Linked DNA regions of Homo sapiens: regions 2, 3 and 4 are each linked to region 1. A link is a contact called in ENCODE Hi-C or POLR2A ChIA-PET data. All regions are on one chromosome and are shown on one strand. The core of a region is the stretch at or near the end of the contact, and the rest is flanking DNA. Distances in the headings are between cores, read along the strand shown. Region 1 holds the start of SERP1 (stress associated endoplasmic reticulum protein 1). Region 2 holds the start of MBNL1 (muscleblind like splicing regulator 1). Region 3 holds the start of GYG1 (glycogenin 1). Region 4 holds the start of HLTF (helicase like transcription factor).

Region 1 (4,209 bases), core at 1,140-3,639:
AGTATAATCCTAATCCTGCCAATTTGCAGTGTGAATCGGACCACTTAATCTCTCTGGGCCTCTAAGAATATGAGAATATGAAGAGTAGACTGAACAGACAACATTTAAGCTCTTACAAAGTCCCTGATTTTAAGCACTGTAAGACAATTGTCATCCTTGGTTAATTTACTATAAAGTGGCTATCCTTCATTAATTTAAAAGGATAGTCTAAACAGACAAATCTAATCTAGATCTCTTGTATGCACAGTTCAAAATAGGGTTTGCGCTCTTATGAGGCTCTAATGCCCCCACTGATCTGACAGGAGGGGAAGCTCAAGTGGTAATGCTTGCCCAGTACCAGTCCGGCCCAGGGGGTTGGGGACCCCTGATTTAGAGTATCTATTGTCTACCAGGCACTGCACTAGTACTGAGAAGACAGATATGAATAAGACCCTGTCGCTGACATTGAAGGACTCACAGTCTAGCAGGGGAGAAAGGCAAGTGAATGTCTAATTATCCTACTTAGTAAGTGAAATAAAATTTCAAATATATTTCAGGTACAAAAATAGCCCAGGAAGTGACTGACTCTATCTGGGTAGAGTGACGAAAGGCTTCACAGAGCAATGATATCTAAAATGAATTTTAATTTCAACAGATGAAAAAGAGTTTGCCAAATCAACAAGAGGCATAGGATAGTACTAGACTGAAGAAACAGGTTGTTCAAAGGGACTCAGAAGCAGTTCAGTATTGATGGAGCACCAAATAAGATGGGATGGCAAGGAAATAAATGAGTCTCAAGAGCAATTCAAAGATTATAAATGGTTACATAACTATGCTACATAGGATGGAATCTACCCTGTAAGCAGAGAGGAACTACCTACTGTAGGCATTTTTAAAGGAGGGGTTATTTATCAGATTTTAGAATGTAATTTTTTCATTAGAGTTCAAATAAGCATTTAGTATTAAAAATTGTGAATAACAAGCTACCTTTACAAACCTAAAAAAAAATTTATTATGTAACTTTGCCTTTTAAACAGTCTTTGCCTGGTATATTATCTAGAAGATTATACTCGGCGTTTGATAAATGATGACTAAACTGCAGAAGACAGACTGAGCATCAGTGGGCATGGCGCTTAATAACAAAGATTTTAAAATGTAAAAATAGAAATGTAGACTGGCAAAAAGTGCAAAAATGTTTTAAGGTTCCTTTCGCGGGGGGGAAGGGAGGGAATAGCCTCCCTCCTTAAATGCAGACAACCTTTCTCTTAATGACTTTTTCCTTCTATATAGTTATCAGAACTTAACCAAAACCTTCTTTTCCTTCCCGACTCTCTTTTCCTTACGTAATACTCATATGCAGACTCTTAGCCACACCCTAGTAAAGCAACTTCCCCAGCATTTTCCAATCTAAGTTTATTATCTCCTCCAACACTACAGTCTTTAGCTTCAAAATTTCAAGAGTCCTCTAATGTTCTATTTCTAATATGCTCATAACCATTTCAAAATCAAATGTTGCTAGAATATCTCTATCATGCTCACTGCTACACCCTCTCCCAACCACACCTTCATCATTTGAAACCTGCATTACAGCTCCACTCTCCCTATTCAGTCCTACAAACCTCATTAAGGCAGGAAGGCCAGAATCTGGAATTACTTAAGTCCAGGTGTATTTAAAGTGCGTGATCATTCTAGAGGACTAACTCATGTTTGTCTTTGTTCTTATTGTAGACCTAAATGACTTCACAAGGGCCCGTGTAACACCAGTATTGCAGACCCATGTGTCACAAATTCAACTAGCACATTGTTTTTCTCCCCCTTCTTCTATTTCTGTAGAAGATGAATCCGCAGGCAAGAATGATGGATGGGTGAAAGGGAGGGGGAATACGAAAGCCCAGAGGCGGAGACTTCACTTCCGATTGCCACGCTATATCAAGAAAGCCAACAGTCTGGCCTTTCCGCAAGCCACAAGAAAAGGCAGATCAGACTCCCCGGCTCCTCGGGTAGTTCTCAAAGGCAAAGACAAAAATAAGAAACTAGTCTGAAGAAAGAGAGTCCCTCGCTTCTTCAGAACTCACCTGTCAAGAGCGGCGTGGACGGCGCCATGTTGTCCCGGAAAGAGAAACCGCTCGGGTGAGAGTTCACCAGGGCCGAACCCGGCCCCTACACGTCTCCTCATGCGTGGAGACAGCGAATTGGTGTTTCCGGAGCCATCAGCCTCGGGGCCAATTCACTTCCGGTTACGGAGTGACGCGGAAAAGGCGCCCAAACGCGCACGCGCAAATCTAGGGCGACGCTTGACAGAGCTTGGGAGGGTGCGCCTGCTTTCGCCCTCCTTCTCCAGCGGGAGGGGCGCGCACTTCCGCGGGGCGGAGTCCGTCTAGTGCTGACGTTGGCAGCCGAACCCAAAGTAGATCGAGGCGGCGGGCTGCACATTCCCGTTGTTGCGTTGCGTTTCCTTCCTCTTTCACTCCGCGCTCACGGCGGCGGCCAAAGCGGCGGCGACGGCGGCGCGAGAACGACCCGGCGGCCAGTTCTCTTCCTCCTGCGCACCTGCCCCGCTCGGTCAGTCAGTCGGCGGCCGGCGCCCGGCTTGTGCTCAGACCTCGCGCTTGCGGCGCCCAGGCCCAGCGGCCGTAGCTAGCGTCTGGCCTGAGAACCTCGGCGCTCCGGCGGCGCGGGCACCACGAGCCGAGCCTCGCAGCGGCTCCAGAGGAGGCAGGCGAGTGAGCGAGTCCGAGGGGTGGCCGGGGCAGGTGGTGGCGCCGCGAAGATGGTCGCCAAGCAAAGGATCCGTATGGCCAACGAGAAGCACAGCAAGAACATCACCCAGCGCGGCAACGTCGCCAAGACCTCGGTAAGGAAAGAGCGGGCGCCCCTCTGCGTTCCGCAGCCGGAGCTGAGTCCGGGTCCCTGGGGCCGCGTCGCGTTTTCTCCCGGATCCGGCCGACCGTGGGCTGGTGCCGTGGAGGGGTAGGGGCCCGAGTCTGCGAACCGCCAGACTGTGGGGGCTCGGGAACGGAAGGGGAGACCTGTGAGGTGAGGGGGCCGGCGACCGGCGTGCAGGCGTGGGAGCCTGGGGTCCGAGTGGTTTCTCTGCATCTGAAATGGTGGATTTTCGCTTTTGCAGAGAAATGCCCCCGAAGAGAAGGCGTCTGTAGGACCCTGGTTATTGGCTCTCTTCATTTTTGTTGTCTGTGGTTCTGGTAAGTGGCTTGGGGGCTCCCATCAGGTAGAGTCTTGGGTTGAAAGGATTTGGGATGACGTGGTGACCGGTCAGTAGTGAGTCCTACCTGCGTAGTTCTCAACCCACCTGCCGAGGACTCCACATAATTCTGTTTCGTCTGAACCAAATTACTTGTTCCACATATGCACAGAGGGTGGTGCTCCAGAAACTTCTCCCAGCTTAATTTGTACTCACAGGAGATCAAAAAGGAGGTCAGGTCTTGGTAATGATCCAGTTGGAATAAATGTTAAGACCGGACAAAACCTAACGAAATGAGAATTTAGAATGTTTTGTAACTCCATTATCAGTCTTTGCAAAGAAAATTATAAATATGTACTATAGATGTTAGAACTTGATTTAACATATACCAGAATCTAATGTCTTAATGTCAAAATTGAGTATATTTTATAAAATAAAGCTTGTGCAAAGAATTGATTCACTATAGAGGAAATTACCTGATTGGCATTTTAATGTGTGAGTCAAATGTTTTTAGGTTAATAAAAGAAACGTTTGATACATGGTTTAAAAAAAAAGTGTCGGGGTAGCCTGCTGTCCCCTAAGAGTAACAGACACTTGCCTTTGCAAATAGATTACAAAAAAAAGGTCTTTCCTCTCTTCATTTATCATTTTAATATGCAAGCTGTTAATATTGAAGTAGATGTTTGTTTTCCACATTCTAAAATTACTGAGATTTCTGTTTAACGTTTCACTTTGCCTTTCTTCTTCACTTACCAATTGGAAGCTTTCCTGATAAATGGATGAGAGCCAAGCAGTTTATATAACCTGAAGATGATTGAATTTCAGCTTTGTGAGAATGAGGAAACATGCATGTGTTACAGGCCAGGCCTTAAAAGGATGCTTATAAACCAAAATAATTCTATGCTGGAAAAACCTGTTGGCTTTGGTGCTTTAAGTTCTTTGTAAAATGATTACTTATCTGCAAGTTCTCTTGGATACTTAGACATAAAGTTCAGCGAAGCTAAGATAAAAAAATAACTCAGGGATAT
Region 2 (4,209 bases), core at 725-3,224, 1.7 Mb before region 1:
CAACTTTTGTAGTCTTCAGCAAGGAAACCCCCCATTAAACAAATAAGACTAAAAAAGCTATGCCTACATTTTCAAAGAAGACCTAACAATATAATAATAATAATAAAGTAACTCCCATGCAAATACACAAAACAGATAAAAACTAGAACATTAGGTTTTCTAAAGAAGTTTAGCCTTAGTTGTCACCAACTTTAAGAAAGCAAGATACAAGTGACAGCGATGTGCATTCTCAGGCTACAAAATAACTTATTCAGTGCCTCTATCTATAACTACATCTAAGACATTCTAAGTATTGAACTGCACATTCCTGGGATAAATTTTACAGTCGTTGAACTTTCATTTTCTCTCTGGGTGATAATATTTTATCTCAACAGCAAGGAGAAACACCAACACACTTAGGAATCCACACAGAGAGATAACTGTGGAGTGGCTCTCTTGTGCTGGTATAGAATACTTAGGTACTAAACACCCTCTGTGTATAAACAGACACTGTGTTCAAACCCAGGAGGAAGGGACATAGTGTCCACCGGTGTAGTATTTCAAAGCACGCTGCAGAGGGCTCGAAAGTCTAAAAGCATTAATTATGACTTCTCTCCTAGCGTATTAATTTAAGAAACTCCTCAGAGTATATGGCAGAGTTTGCCATCCATCTGCTATGACTTGTGCCTGTGCTGGTGGGCACACAAAGTGAAGTCAGCGGCAACAACCTTTCCGGCAGCTTCTTAACTTTAATCCTGGGGAGACATACTCCACGGAAATACACCCCAGAATCCCAACAGCCGCATACTCTCCCGGCCCCAGAGAGCCTTAAGAATACAATATTACTCTGGCAGCAACACCCCTGTAGTTGTAAAGTGCTGTGCGAGGGGAAGGCATAAGCGCCACCATATACCTGCTCGTGTTACAGGCTCTGGAATCAAAGTATTCTCACATGACACATTACTACCAATAACAGATTCCGGCTCCGTTTAAAAAAAAAAAAAAAAGTTGGGGGGTGGCTACATATTTGTCCTGCTTTTGTCTAAAAACCAGAACCCAAGTACTAACTACTTTTCATTCTTTTCAACCTTTCATGAAAGCAATTCAACCAACTGCGGCTCCACCCAAAGAGCTTCTATACTTACTTTTCTTACAGTTTTTGAGTGACGCACTACAAAACGATGAAAAAAAAAAGAAGAAGAAGAAAAGGAGGAGGCAGCCCTCTCCTACAGGGCGTCTTCCGCCCTGTAAACTTGGCAAAAGGCAAACTGGCCTGAAATACAGCACTCTCCATATAAGGCAGCCCAGCTAAACATGTCATGCGTAATTTATGGGTAGCAAGCAGAGAATTAACCTTTGCGTGCACATATTTGGCCCAGATGAAAACCGGGCGGGATGGCAGCCCCGGGGCCAGGGATGCGGGAGCCGCCGGGAAGACCCGCGCGCCGCTCGACTCAGAGGGACTCACACCTTCCCCCGACAAAGGTCATTAAGTTGTGAGTACACTTGCACGCACCTGTTTCTCTTCTCGCCCCCCTGTTTCTCCCTGGGTCCCGCTGGGCTGCCAAGCCGTGCGCGGGCTGTGCCGTGACAGCGTCCGCAGAGCCCGCGGCAGGGAAGGGCGCAGGAGCGGCTGCGGCTCACCCTCCCGCCTTCCCCCGGGCAGGAGGTGCTGAGGGACGCGAAACCAACTACCGCGAGCGGCCCGCCCCTGCCCGGGAGAACCGCGGCCGGCGAGCACCTCCTCGCACTTCCTCCTTCAGCCACGGGCAGACCCGCCGGAGTCCGAACAATGAAGCGGCGCGGGGAAACTGTGAAAATGGAAACTTACCTCTCACATTTTTTTTTCAGAGGCGGCCCCACTGTCGACCAAGTGCCCAAGGCATTGTGGGAGTCATGATTCCAAGATGCCCGCGACGGAAAATGGAACTTGTCAGCTCCTTGTCATGGGAGCATTGTGGGCGCCACAACTCATTCAGCTGCAGTGAAAAGACTGTTGCATGTCGCTGTGCAGCCTCTTATCGCCGAGGTCTGGCTTCCGCTGCTGCTGCGCGGCCCCTCCCCCGCCCGCCCAGCCCCACCAGGAAGCCCAGGGCGGACTCGTCGAGCTCCTAATGCACGCGGCGGCGAGAAAAACGCTCTTCAACTTTCCGCCGGCGCCCTCCCGCGCTTCCCCGGGCCACAGGGTCGCCTGTCAACCGGACAGAGCCCGCAAGAGCGGGTCATGGGCGGTCGCCCAGCGGCGCCGAGAGCAGGAGGAAGCCGGAGCCCGCGCGGGCGCCGTGGATCCCCTCGGCCTCCCGTTGGTATCTTCCATCTCATGCGTTCAGCATTGTAACCTCGCGGCGGGCGTGCAGACCGGACGCCCTCCCGCTTCTTCTACCGACTGCTAGGCACACCAGTGGGTTCATTTTGAAAGAGGCCCTTGCACCGGGCTTTGCAAGGAAGCCGGCAAGGTTAGATTGAAGGTTAGAAGCCAATTAGACTAGAATCCTGCGATCTGGTGAGACTGCCGCCTTAAAATGCACCAAACAGTTTTTGAACCTGGAGGGCTAACAGGCGGGAAAAACATCTGCAAGACTGCCACCGTGTATTTTTCTCAAGTAACAGGCTATCCACAGTTTTGGAATTCCTTAGTGAAACTGTCACACAGGCACAAACACATGTCAGCTTTCCTTCTAGTTTGTAAATAATATTTGTAATTTACAGGCCACTGTATTCCCAACTTTGCACCATGTGATTTAGAGAAAGCAAAGCTCCCTCTTTAAAAATAATATGTTACTTCTGAAATACCGGGATATTCCACGGCAAGTAAGCCATATTGTCGCCAGAGCAAATAAACCGCAGCCCCATATCATAATTCACTGGGTGCTATAAGATGTAACTTGGCTTTGCTTTGAATGGAAAGAATCCTGAACGTCTGTGATGTGATGAAGTTTTGGAGACTGGGGGCAGGATTTCCTTTGAATGTAAGGAATTCGGATAACTTGTTCAAGGATGATTCTAGTGAAAAACGTTTGTCCCATGTTTGTTGGGACAAAAATGCTGGATATGGTACAACATTCTTCCTGCAGGTTCGGTTTTGTTGAAGAGAGTGAGGCCAGCTCGAGGTGAAGGAAAAACATCAGAAAGGTGCTAAAGTGCAGAAATATCTTCCAGAGGCACTAATAGCCGACTTTAGTTCTTGACCTTTAGCTAGATCCACAAAGCACTGAGTTAAAATTGTACACTGATCCCTTCCAGAACAAATTAATTAATTAAATGGTGCCTCTTCCCAGCGTTAATCGTTTAAAAGGACTCAAGTACCCACACAGTTTAAGCAAACTAAAAGAACACTGACACTTTCTCAGAGAACAGGGATGGGAACTTTCTATCTGCCCATTAGTATCTACCCCAAGCTACGAAGACTTCCATTCCTCTTATTAAGCATTCAGCAACTACATTTAGTGCCTACTATGCCAGTGATGCAAGAATGGATAAGACAGTCCCTACACTCAAGGATAACGCCTCTAGTAGGTGAGAGACAAACCGATTAATTCTGCATAAGGGATAAGTGCTGTATGTGGGAAGCAATCCAATGAGGGCTCTGAGGATGGCAAAGGAAGGGTTCCTGGAGGATTTACATTTAACTGGTGCCTTGAAAGGTGTGTAGAAGTTGGCAAGATCAAAAGGGAGTAGAGTCCAGGTGGAGAAGAGAAAAGAGCAGGGCAGGCTGGATGGCATGGCTCACACCTGTAATCCCAGCACTTTGGGAGGCCATGGAGGGAGGATTGAGGCCAGGAGTTTGAGACCAGCCTGGGTGACATTAAAAGACCCTGTCTCAAAGAAAACGAAAGGAGCAGGGTATATACAAGGGGTCTGCCAGCCTTCTCAGCCTTTCTGTGAGAAGCGAGGGTAGGGTAGTACAGGAGAGTGGCAGGAGATGACACTAAAAGTAGGTCTGTGTTGATCTAACGAGTCTCAACTTTACTGCCAAAACTAATGAACTAGGAAAGTTTAGGCAGCAAGGGCCAGAGATGGAGTCTGGACTTGTATTGCAGAAAGTTCCTGTGACGGCAGCTTGGAGGGTGAATGAGAGTGTGGGATGGAGGGGTGAATGGGTGTGGACAGACTGGAAAAATGACTCATGCAGGGAATGAGGAAGGGAGGAGCCTTGGGAGACTCTCAAATCCCTGGCTTAGCCTACTGAATTGCTTGCTACTTGCCTTTTTATGTCTTCATTTTGCCTCC
Region 3 (4,209 bases), core at 519-3,018, 1.6 Mb after region 1:
CAACAGACACGCACCCCAATCTCCAATAATCACTTAGTTGCCAGAAGAGAAGGTAAATACATGGATTTTTCCTCCTGCTGAACAGTCCCCACCCTCCCAAGACCCCTAGCACAGGCTTCAAGATTTCTCCAGTCATTCCCTGGGACAATTCTGGGCCATGTTCCATCTCCAAGAAACATTAGCAAGTTGGTGGGCATCCAAATGCATAGGACACTTCGGATCAAGTTCTGGTAGGAGTCAGTTGCTTAACCAGCGAGTTGGGACATTTTGTCATGAAGTCCTTCTCTTTCTGACCTGGCTTTCCCTCATTCTCCCTTGCCCGTTTTCCAAGGTGGAGGCTGGAAGCAGTAGAAATTCCACCGAGACATGAGAGGAAGTTGTGGGTTGCCTAGTGGGCCAGCGCATCCCTCGGCTGCTGACCTGAGAGCCATCTTCACACATTTTATTAGGCCCTCTCCCACGGCAGGCCAACTACTAAGTTGTAGGAAGACCAGTTCCCCACCCCCGAAGGGCCACCAGCTTCCCAGTCACTCACACTCTAGGAAAGCTCTGAACAGTGGCACCTGTCCCTTGACAGGCCCATCAACATCCGCCTGTACTTGCTTCTATTATCTTCAGCCCATTATAACATGGGTAACATCGCTGTCAATCTGTACCAAAAATACTTAAGCTAGGCAAAATGAATGATCATCTAACTCAAATGAAGTCCAGGTTCCAGGCGATCATGGAGAAAAATGTAATAAGGTGAGCAGGATTCAAGGATTTCTGGAAGCAAGGATATGGATGATTTCCAAGATTAAATAAGGGATAGAACACAGGTTAGAACACCAGACTAGCCAACATTACAAATGACCAAGAAAGACCAATGACAGCTGGGTAGGAGTTTAATCTTCCTAAAGACGGCTGAACTCTGGGTTACACCTGCAATCTTTGTGGCAGTTCAACTGCTGTAATAACCCTGGCTATTAGCCTCAATGACACGGAAGGACCAGCTAACTCGGAGCTTCCCAGTGCTGGGGCTAACTCGTGGAGTGGCCCGGACGCCTCGCAACAAGTGAAGCCAAAGCCGGCGCCCTCCCACCAGACGGGGCTCGCGCCCGGGGACGCTAGTCCGACTCCCGGCTTCCCGCAACCCGGCCCCAAAGGCCTAAAAATAGGCTCAGCGTGGCGGCCGGGGCCGGGGCGGGCGGCGGAGGAGCCGGGCGGAGGCCGCAGTATCCCCGCCTCGGAGCCCCTGCTTCCTGGGGTTCCGGGCCGCCAGAGGCCGGGGCAGCTCCCCACGATGCCGCTGCGCCCCGGACTCCCGCCTGGAACCCCCAGGGGAACCGGCTCCCCACCCCCACACGGCCCCGCCGCAGCTGCTCCGCCCGCCGGCCCTTCGCCGTGAGAGCAAGAGGAAGGACGAGGAGACGGAAGCAGGAACGAGAGCTCCGGCCGAGGGCCCGGGCTCTGCCCGGCTGCCCCATCCCTGCACTCTGGGGGGCGGCGGGGCGGCAGCTGACGCAGGCAGAAACACGCCCGGCTGCGGCCAGCCAGCAACTTTGCGGCGGTTTCGTCCTGCCGGGAACACTCCGGGGCTGAGGGCGGAGGAGAAGGGAGGCGGCGGCTGGGCAGGAAGCCGGGGTCCCGGGGCTGGCGGCGGCGGGCTGCGCGGCGGTACCTGTCATGGTGCTGCCGGGTGCGCAGGCGGCCGGGGCAGCCTCAGGTTGGTGACTCAGAGAAGCCGGCACCGGGAGGGAGCGCGGCCAGCGAGGAGGCACGGCGGGGAACCGAGCGTCTGCCCCGTGCGCTCTTATAGCGGCCGTCACGTGGCCGCGCACGCTCTCGCTGCCGTCCGCATCCTCCCAGCTGCGCGGCCGGCAGGGGCGGTGGCCCGCGGGGCTCCGGGTCCCGCGTCTCCCTCGGCTCCTCCTCCCTCCCTCGGGGCTAGGCTGCCGCTGCGGCTGCGGCTCACCGGCGCCCCTGCTCCTACTTCCCCGGGGCGCCTGCCCTTGTCAACCGCGCGCCCCCTGTCGCCGCTAAACCTGGGAGTTAAGGGGGACTTTGGGGCTGAGTGCGGCATCAAACTCCCCAAGAAGCCAAGGGTTAGGGAACCTTAAAAAACAAGCAAACAAACCCCAGATTACTCTAGTTAAAATCGTGAGTCTGAACTGCTTGAATGAAACGTAAAATTTACGCTTTTTTTGCAGAATTTCGATCAGCCTCTATAATCATTCCTTAGTGTACTCACAATGGTTTTGTACCCTTAACCTAAAAAATATAGTGAATATTTCGTAAATGTTAAATTCTTGGAGCCATCTGCATCAATTAGGCATTTAAGTGCTTCATTTAATCCTTGTACGAACTCAGTGAGGTGTTACATATTCATTTTACAGACGAGGAGGAAACTGAGCTCAGAAAAGTTAAATTAACTTTTCTTTTCTTTTTTTTCTTGTATTTTTAGTAGAGACAGAGTTTCACCATGTTGGCCAGCCTGGTCTGGAACTCCTGGCCTCAAGTGATCTGCCAGCCTTAGCCTCCCAAAGTGCTAACTTTTCTATAGTCATATAATATAAATGGAGAAAGTAGGATTTAAACCCTGGCAGTTTGGTTACAGAATCAACCTTCCCACCCAGAAAGTCTTGGTGCCTCTTGTACACAGGGGCTCCAAAAAGGTTAGTAAATTATTGTAACTGTGGTTAGCCAATGCTAACCTGTTTCACAAATCTTGAAATGGTCAATTTGTCATTTTTCTAGGAAGTTGAGAAATAGCTTTAATGTGATCACATCCTTCTCTGCTCCCCATCCCCAGTCCAAACACAGAACAAGCCTCGGGTAGTTCAGTTCTCTGCAAACTGAAAACTGAAATTGCTCGGTAAATGTTGAATGAGTACTGCAAAGCCATTTGGAAACCAATCAGGAAGTTGACATCAGTTCAAAAAGCAAAACAGATGCTTAAGAATAAGTGATTTATTTGCAAAGGTGGTACTGCTGTCCTCAAACCAGTTATATCACTGTTTCCTCGTGTGTGGGTGTGGATCTCCTACATCAGAATCACTTGGGGGCACTGGTTAAAGCGTAGATTTTTGGGCCTAAGCCCAGACCTCCTGAATCAGAATCTTAAGGGTAGGTTTATTTTGGTGCAAAATAATTTTGAAATCCATGCATTTTTTTTTTATAATATGTATATTCTATGGACTTTTTGAAGTCGCGTCATATACTCTTGAGGTAATGAAATACTCTGTAGGCATAATCATTATATATTTTTAATATAAAAAGCTGTTCAAAATATATTATTTGAAGAAAAACAGGTTACAAAACAAAAAGAATCTTAAGGGTAGAACCTTAAAATCAGTATTTTAAATATCACCTTCCAGGAGCCTCTCTTGAGTCCTTCCTAGTCTTGACCATGGCCTAGAGACCGCTGATCACATGGGAGGCCCTCCCAGTTACTTGGCATTATGTGCTTCCGTTGTAGGAAACAGAAAAGTGGAAAGGGCAATAGATGGGTTTCCACTTATTCAAAAGATATAGACATAGAAGAGTTGGAGCTCTTTAAGGAACACAAAGGCTACACTTTTGTATCTTAAGTGGGGAGAGGGAAAACAAAGAGAGGTACTTCTCAGTCTGATTGCTCTTTTGCAGACTGAGAGGTGAACTTGGAAGAGTGAGATTTCCATCTTTCACCCAGAACCCTCCTGCCATCAGCTGACCCTTAACCATCTACTTCTTGCAGCCTACTATCTCAGGCTGGACTTAGCCAGGGATGTGGTGATGGGGCTGAAAGGGCAAAGCCAGGAGGTAGAACTGGGGACAACTGGGAAAAACAGAAAAGCTTCCCTTAGAACAAGCTCCTCTCTGCTGCAACTCCCAGGACGTTTAAGTAAAAGGAACGGTTACCACAGCTTCCCTTCCTGAGCTTCATGTATATTTACACAAATAGAAAGTTTACAGCTTTTACCACTTTGAATCAAATAGGGACATTTTGAGGTTGCTACAATCTGTTCTTCTTCATTGTCTTAATATAGATCATAATGACCCCACTGCCTACTTTTCCTGAGGCTGCCCTGCAGTGAGCTTCAGTCTGGTGTGAGAGCAAGACCTCTCAAACTTTAATGCGCACACAGATTGCCCAAGGATCTTATTAAAATGCGGATTCTGACTCAGTAGTTTGGGGGTGGGTCTCCCAGGTGATCCCCAGGCTATGGACCCACACTTTGAATAGTGAGG
Region 4 (4,209 bases), core at 858-3,357, 1.5 Mb after region 1:
TCCTTTCCATACCATTCCTTTAAATAGCAAATTTTAGTTCATTCAAAGCACATTCTTTAACCATGGGACAGTCATTATTCATAGATCTTAAGTCTTTTTATTTTTTTGAGATGGAGTCTCGCTCTGTTGCTCAGGCTGGAGTGCAGTGGCTTGATCTCGGCTCACTGCAACCCATGTCTCCCTGGTTCAAGCGATTCTCCTGCCTCAGCCTCCCAAGTAGCTAGGACTACAGGTGCGTGCCACCACGTCTGCTTAATTTTTGTATTTTCTTAGTAGAGTCAGGCTTTCACCATGTTGGCCAGGCTGGTCTCGAACTCCTGACCTCAGGTGATCCACCCAACTCGGCCTCCCAAAGTGCTGGGATTATAGGTGTGAGCCATTGCGCCTGGCCAGTCTTAAGTCTGAAAGAGCTATGTTCTCATATTTGGAATTTTTTCTTTGTCTAGTGAGCATGACTTTCTTACTCTTACAAAACATCAATTTGAGCAATTTCTGGCATATTTTCCAAGAATTTATTTAAAATCTGGCATACTAAAAGCTGAACTGTATTGCCATTTGCCTCAACACACTTCAAGAAGAACATACAACAATTAAAATAATTTGAAATGCCATTGTCTTTATCTTCCTCATCAACTTTGGTCAAATGAAATAATACATTGTTTCAAATTCTATTGCTCATCCATGGTTCATGATTAGAGATCACTACAGTTTATTTACGATAATGAACAAATGTGTCTTGAAAAGCTGACTACCGGCCTGGCACGGTGGCTCATGCCTGTAATCCCAGCACTCTGGGAGGCCGAGGCGGGCGGATCACCTGAGGTCAGGAGTTCAAGACCAGCCTGGCCAATATGGTGAAACCCCGTCTCTACTAAAAATACAAAAATTAGCTGGGCGTGGTGGCGGGCTCCTGCAATCCCGGCTACTCCGGAGGCTGAGGCAGGAGAATCGCTTGAATCCGGGAGGCGGAGGTTGCAGTGAGCCAAGATCACCCCCATTGCACTCCAGCCTGGGGGACAGAGCAAGACTCCATCTCAATAAAAAAGAAAAAAAAACAAAAAAAAGAAAAAAGAAAAGCTGACCACCTAATATTATTGTGCTGACAGGCGTGTAACATGGACCTCTCTGTGACGCGCAAGTATTATCTGGCAGTTACATGGTGCCGCCTGTGCAGCTGGGCGCCACCACCAGCTTCCTGCCCTGTGCGATTAAAAGGCCAGCTTCGGGGACAGCAGCCTCCTCAACGCAAAGCGACCAGCCCTGCCAGGCGTCGGCTGCAGCTGGTCCAAGGTTGACGGTCCCAGGGCCGCATTCTCCTTCCGGTCACCTCAGACTCTGGAAAGAGAGCCATGGAGGGCCTCAGAGCGCCCCTCTGCAGTTCCTTGAGGAAAACAAGGGCCTCCCCCTCTTGGCTGGAGCAGCCAAGTGCCCACGGGGAAAATGGTCCCGTCCACCATTTCAGGCAAACGCCCCCATAGCTGTAATAAACATGTGATGGGTTTCCTGCACCAAGAAAGGAAAATTTTCCTTAAAAATAACAAAAAGAGGTGGGGAGGGGACTCTAAGTTCCATTTAAGATTTTCCAAACTCGTTGTGTCTCATGCATACGCTGAGGCTTAACATGAAAATTTGGAGCGAAAGTCCCCACGGTTCACCACAGGGAATGAAGTAAAGTATCTCGCCGGTAGCTCTAGGTCTCGTAAACCGTGGAGCTCCTTTAGTATAAGGCCCTATTATGTGCCACATTAGATGAGAAGAAAATAAGAGGAAGGATACGGTAGAGCCTTTAGAATGGGGTTCAGTCTTAGGACTCGTAGGATAAAGGAAGGTCGTTTCCCTCCGTTTGAGGCAGGGAATCAAACAAAACACCGGCACCGCAGGCACCGCAGTCGCACTCCTGGGGCCTCGTGGCTTTCCCGCGCGCCCGCCTTGGGGGCGGGGAAGAACCCGGATGGAACCACCCTTGCAGCCCGGACCCCCCGCCGTCTTTGAATGGCAGCGGGGCGGAGTTGCCCTCCCTTCTGTGCTCTGACTGGTTTGGCTCCGCACTCTCCTCTTCGTGATTGGGCTTTCCTAGTGCCAGTCACAGAGCGACGCTGGTCTCCCAGATTGTTGCAGAAGGAGACGGCGTCGACGTCTGACTGGACTCGCGGCGACTTACCTTTCAGTCGTGCGCTCCTGATCCGGCGCTCGGAATTTGTCCCCGGCTTCAGGGCTGCGGGGCCTGGAAGGAGGCGTATCGAGGCGGCTCGAAAACGATCCAGGGGAGCCGAGGCGCTCCTCTTGTCATCCCACTCAGCGCCATGTCCTGGATGTTCAAGAGGTGAAGGGGGCGGAGGGGGTGGGGCGCTCGGTCTAACGGCCTGGAGGCGTCCCCAAATGAACCTGACCTTCCCCGCGTTCCTCTGCGTTCCCTGGGCGATTTGTGCAGCTGTATTCGTTCTGTTGGTCGCATATGTGGCCGCCGGAGAAATAAATGCATTGTCTTCGCTGGCGAGTAGGGGCTCCTAGGGCGAGTCCCGTGTTAGGGACTTGGGAAATCTCTGTCACCGACTGTGGGGGGCCTGGGGCTTAAAGCATCTCGGCCAGTGCTTTATTTAACAAAACATCCATTAGATACCCACTGTGCGCCAGGCATTGTGCTCGGTGGAGGGCCGAGTAAGACAGTCCTTGTCCCCAAGTGGCTCACAGCTTATCTGTATGCACAGACGTGCAGATAAGTATTTGCAGAGGCGCTAGTAGAGATATGCGCCACTTGCAAGGAAAACGCATCGCAAATAAGCGACTGTTCTTAGGAGAATGGAAACTTTTTGCAATGCTCCAGTAGACTCCCCTTCACTTTTCATTGTCCAAATTGGTATTTATGGTCATTCCCGAAACAGTTACACCTAATGGGTTTGGGGTTATGCTTAAACCGGCGACGGAAGGCGGGTACGGGTGGCTTGGGGCCAATTTCCCACGGTGGCGTGGTTTGGATACCAGAATAGGTGTTCTGCTCGCAGGGAGTTACAGTGATGGATGCTGGATGTATTTTCTGGAAAATTATAAACAACTTCTGGTACATTAATAGTTGTATTTTTATAAGTCTTTTATATAGCTCAATCCCTATTGAAATTTTGGCATATGATTTCATTTTTTAAATTATTTTTTTGACATGGAGTCTCGCTCTGTCGTCCAGGCTGGAGTGCAGTGGCACAATCTCGGCTCGCTGCAACCTACGCCTCCCGGGTTCAAGTGATTCTCCTGCCTCAGCCTCCCGAGTAGCTGGGATTACATATGGGCGCCACCACGCCTGGCTAATTTTTGTATTTGTAGTAGACAGGGTTTCACAATGTTGGCCAGGTTGGTCTCAAATTCCTGACCTCAGGTGATCCACCTGCCTCTGCCTCCCAAAGTGCTGGGATTCCAGGCGTGAGCCACCGCATCCGGCCCATAATTGTAGTTACAGACATCATATACATATCAATTTAGATGATTTTCACTGGGAAAGAGGTTAGTGAACTCTGACTAGGCTTTTCATTTTGAATACCTAGGGGGCAGGTAGAAGAGCCAATATTGAAAACAGGTAGAGTTCCTAGAAGCCTTCTCCACTCACTGCAATTCCTGCTTTAACGAGAGTAACTATTAATCTTTACCGTGATTCCCATGTAAGATTTCATTTGCTGAAGTAAAGCATGAGAAAACTACTCATATGGTCTTTGGAAATACTTAAATATTATATTGTTTTTCTTTGCCTTTAAAAAAAAATAGGGATCCAGTTTGGAAGTACTTGCAGACTGTCCAGTATGGAGTTCATGGAAATTTTCCACGCCTCTCATATCCAACTTTCTTTCCACGTTTTGAATTCCAAGATGTTATCCCTCCAGATGACTTTCTAACTAGTGATGAAGAAGTAGATTCCGTTTTATTTGGAAGTTTGAGAGGTCATGTGGTTGGACTACGCTATTACACGGGAGTAGTGAGTATAATAGTAGATAATTAAATTTTGATTATATTTCTGGCGTTAACCTAGAAAATAAGAGAATTCGCAGGTGATGTGTGCGGTTAATCTTTATTTTACTTTAAGTTAGTTAAATATTTGTACGCAAAAAATAACAAATACCTTAAGTGACCCTCCCACCTCAGCCTCCCAGAGTGTTGGGATTACAGGAATGAGCCAATATGCTTGGCCTCAGTGCGTTATGTTTGGTTATTATGGGTAGCACCCCA

Evidence for each region. Hi-C counts contacts between places; a loop is a spot of excess contacts on that map. ChIA-PET counts read pairs that join two places held with the same protein, here RNA polymerase II (POLR2A). Pooled maps may share reads with other maps.
Region 2: a map of naive thymus-derived CD4-positive, alpha-beta T cell shows a loop between it and region 1 (16-fold over the local background). The contact joins the promoter of MBNL1 here to the promoter of SERP1 in region 1. A Hi-C loop is called at or near these places in 1 of 168 maps with a recorded cell type or tissue (naive thymus-derived CD4-positive, alpha-beta T cell), 1 of 37 single-sample maps with no recorded cell type and 9 of 50 pooled maps. POLR2A ChIA-PET finds 5 or more read pairs at or near these places in 2 of 52 experiments (CD4-positive, alpha-beta memory T cell and activated T-cell).
Region 3: a loop to region 1 is called in a map of CD8-positive, alpha-beta T cell, with 26 times the contacts of the local background. The contact joins the promoter of GYG1 here to the promoter of SERP1 in region 1. A Hi-C loop is called at or near these places in 1 of 168 maps with a recorded cell type or tissue (CD8-positive, alpha-beta T cell), 1 of 37 single-sample maps with no recorded cell type and 10 of 50 pooled maps.
Region 4: a loop to region 1 is called in a map of CD8-positive, alpha-beta T cell, with 28 times the contacts of the local background. The contact joins the promoter of HLTF here to the promoter of SERP1 in region 1. A Hi-C loop is called at or near these places in 1 of 168 maps with a recorded cell type or tissue (CD8-positive, alpha-beta T cell), 1 of 37 single-sample maps with no recorded cell type and 10 of 50 pooled maps. POLR2A ChIA-PET finds 5 or more read pairs at or near these places in 1 of 52 experiments (Panc1).

The regions. Positions count from the first base shown.
Region 1 is chr3:150,544,676-150,548,884 of GRCh38, reverse strand. SERP1 (stress associated endoplasmic reticulum protein 1) reads left to right here and starts at 2,389. Exons shown (of 3, transcript NM_014445.4): 1 at 2,389-2,833; 2 at 3,107-3,182. The coding sequence starts at 2,750. It overlaps EIF2A (eukaryotic translation initiation factor 2A), which reads right to left and starts at 2,098. Exons shown (of 14, transcript NM_032025.5): 1 at 2,055-2,098. The coding sequence starts at 2,082. RefSeq lists enhancers at 1,791-2,330, 1,603-2,802, 2,248-2,878.
Region 2 is chr3:152,266,694-152,270,902 of GRCh38, reverse strand. It overlaps MBNL1 (muscleblind like splicing regulator 1), which reads right to left and starts at 1,974. Exons shown (of 10, transcript NM_021038.5): 1 at 1,811-1,974. It overlaps MBNL1-AS1 (MBNL1 antisense RNA 1), which reads left to right and starts at 1,277. Exons shown (of 2, transcript NR_027038.1): 1 at 1,277-1,475; 2 at 1,831-4,209. RefSeq lists silencers at 1,527-1,636, 2,037-2,086, 2,137-2,196 and enhancers at 1,087-1,928, 2,387-2,486, 1,929-2,771.
Region 3 is chr3:148,989,099-148,993,307 of GRCh38, reverse strand. GYG1 (glycogenin 1) reads right to left here and starts at 1,768. Exons shown (of 8, transcript NM_004130.4): 1 at 1,661-1,768. The coding sequence starts at 1,667. RefSeq lists silencers at 752-1,046, 1,080-2,129.
Region 4 is chr3:149,084,431-149,088,639 of GRCh38, reverse strand. HLTF (helicase like transcription factor) reads left to right here and starts at 2,107. Exons shown (of 25, transcript NM_003071.4): 1 at 2,107-2,323; 2 at 3,751-3,958. The coding sequence starts at 2,304. It overlaps HLTF-AS1 (HLTF antisense RNA 1), which reads right to left and starts at 2,308. Exons shown (of 3, transcript NR_046648.1): 1 at 2,162-2,308. RefSeq lists enhancers at 1,745-2,262, 2,148-2,357, 2,263-2,780.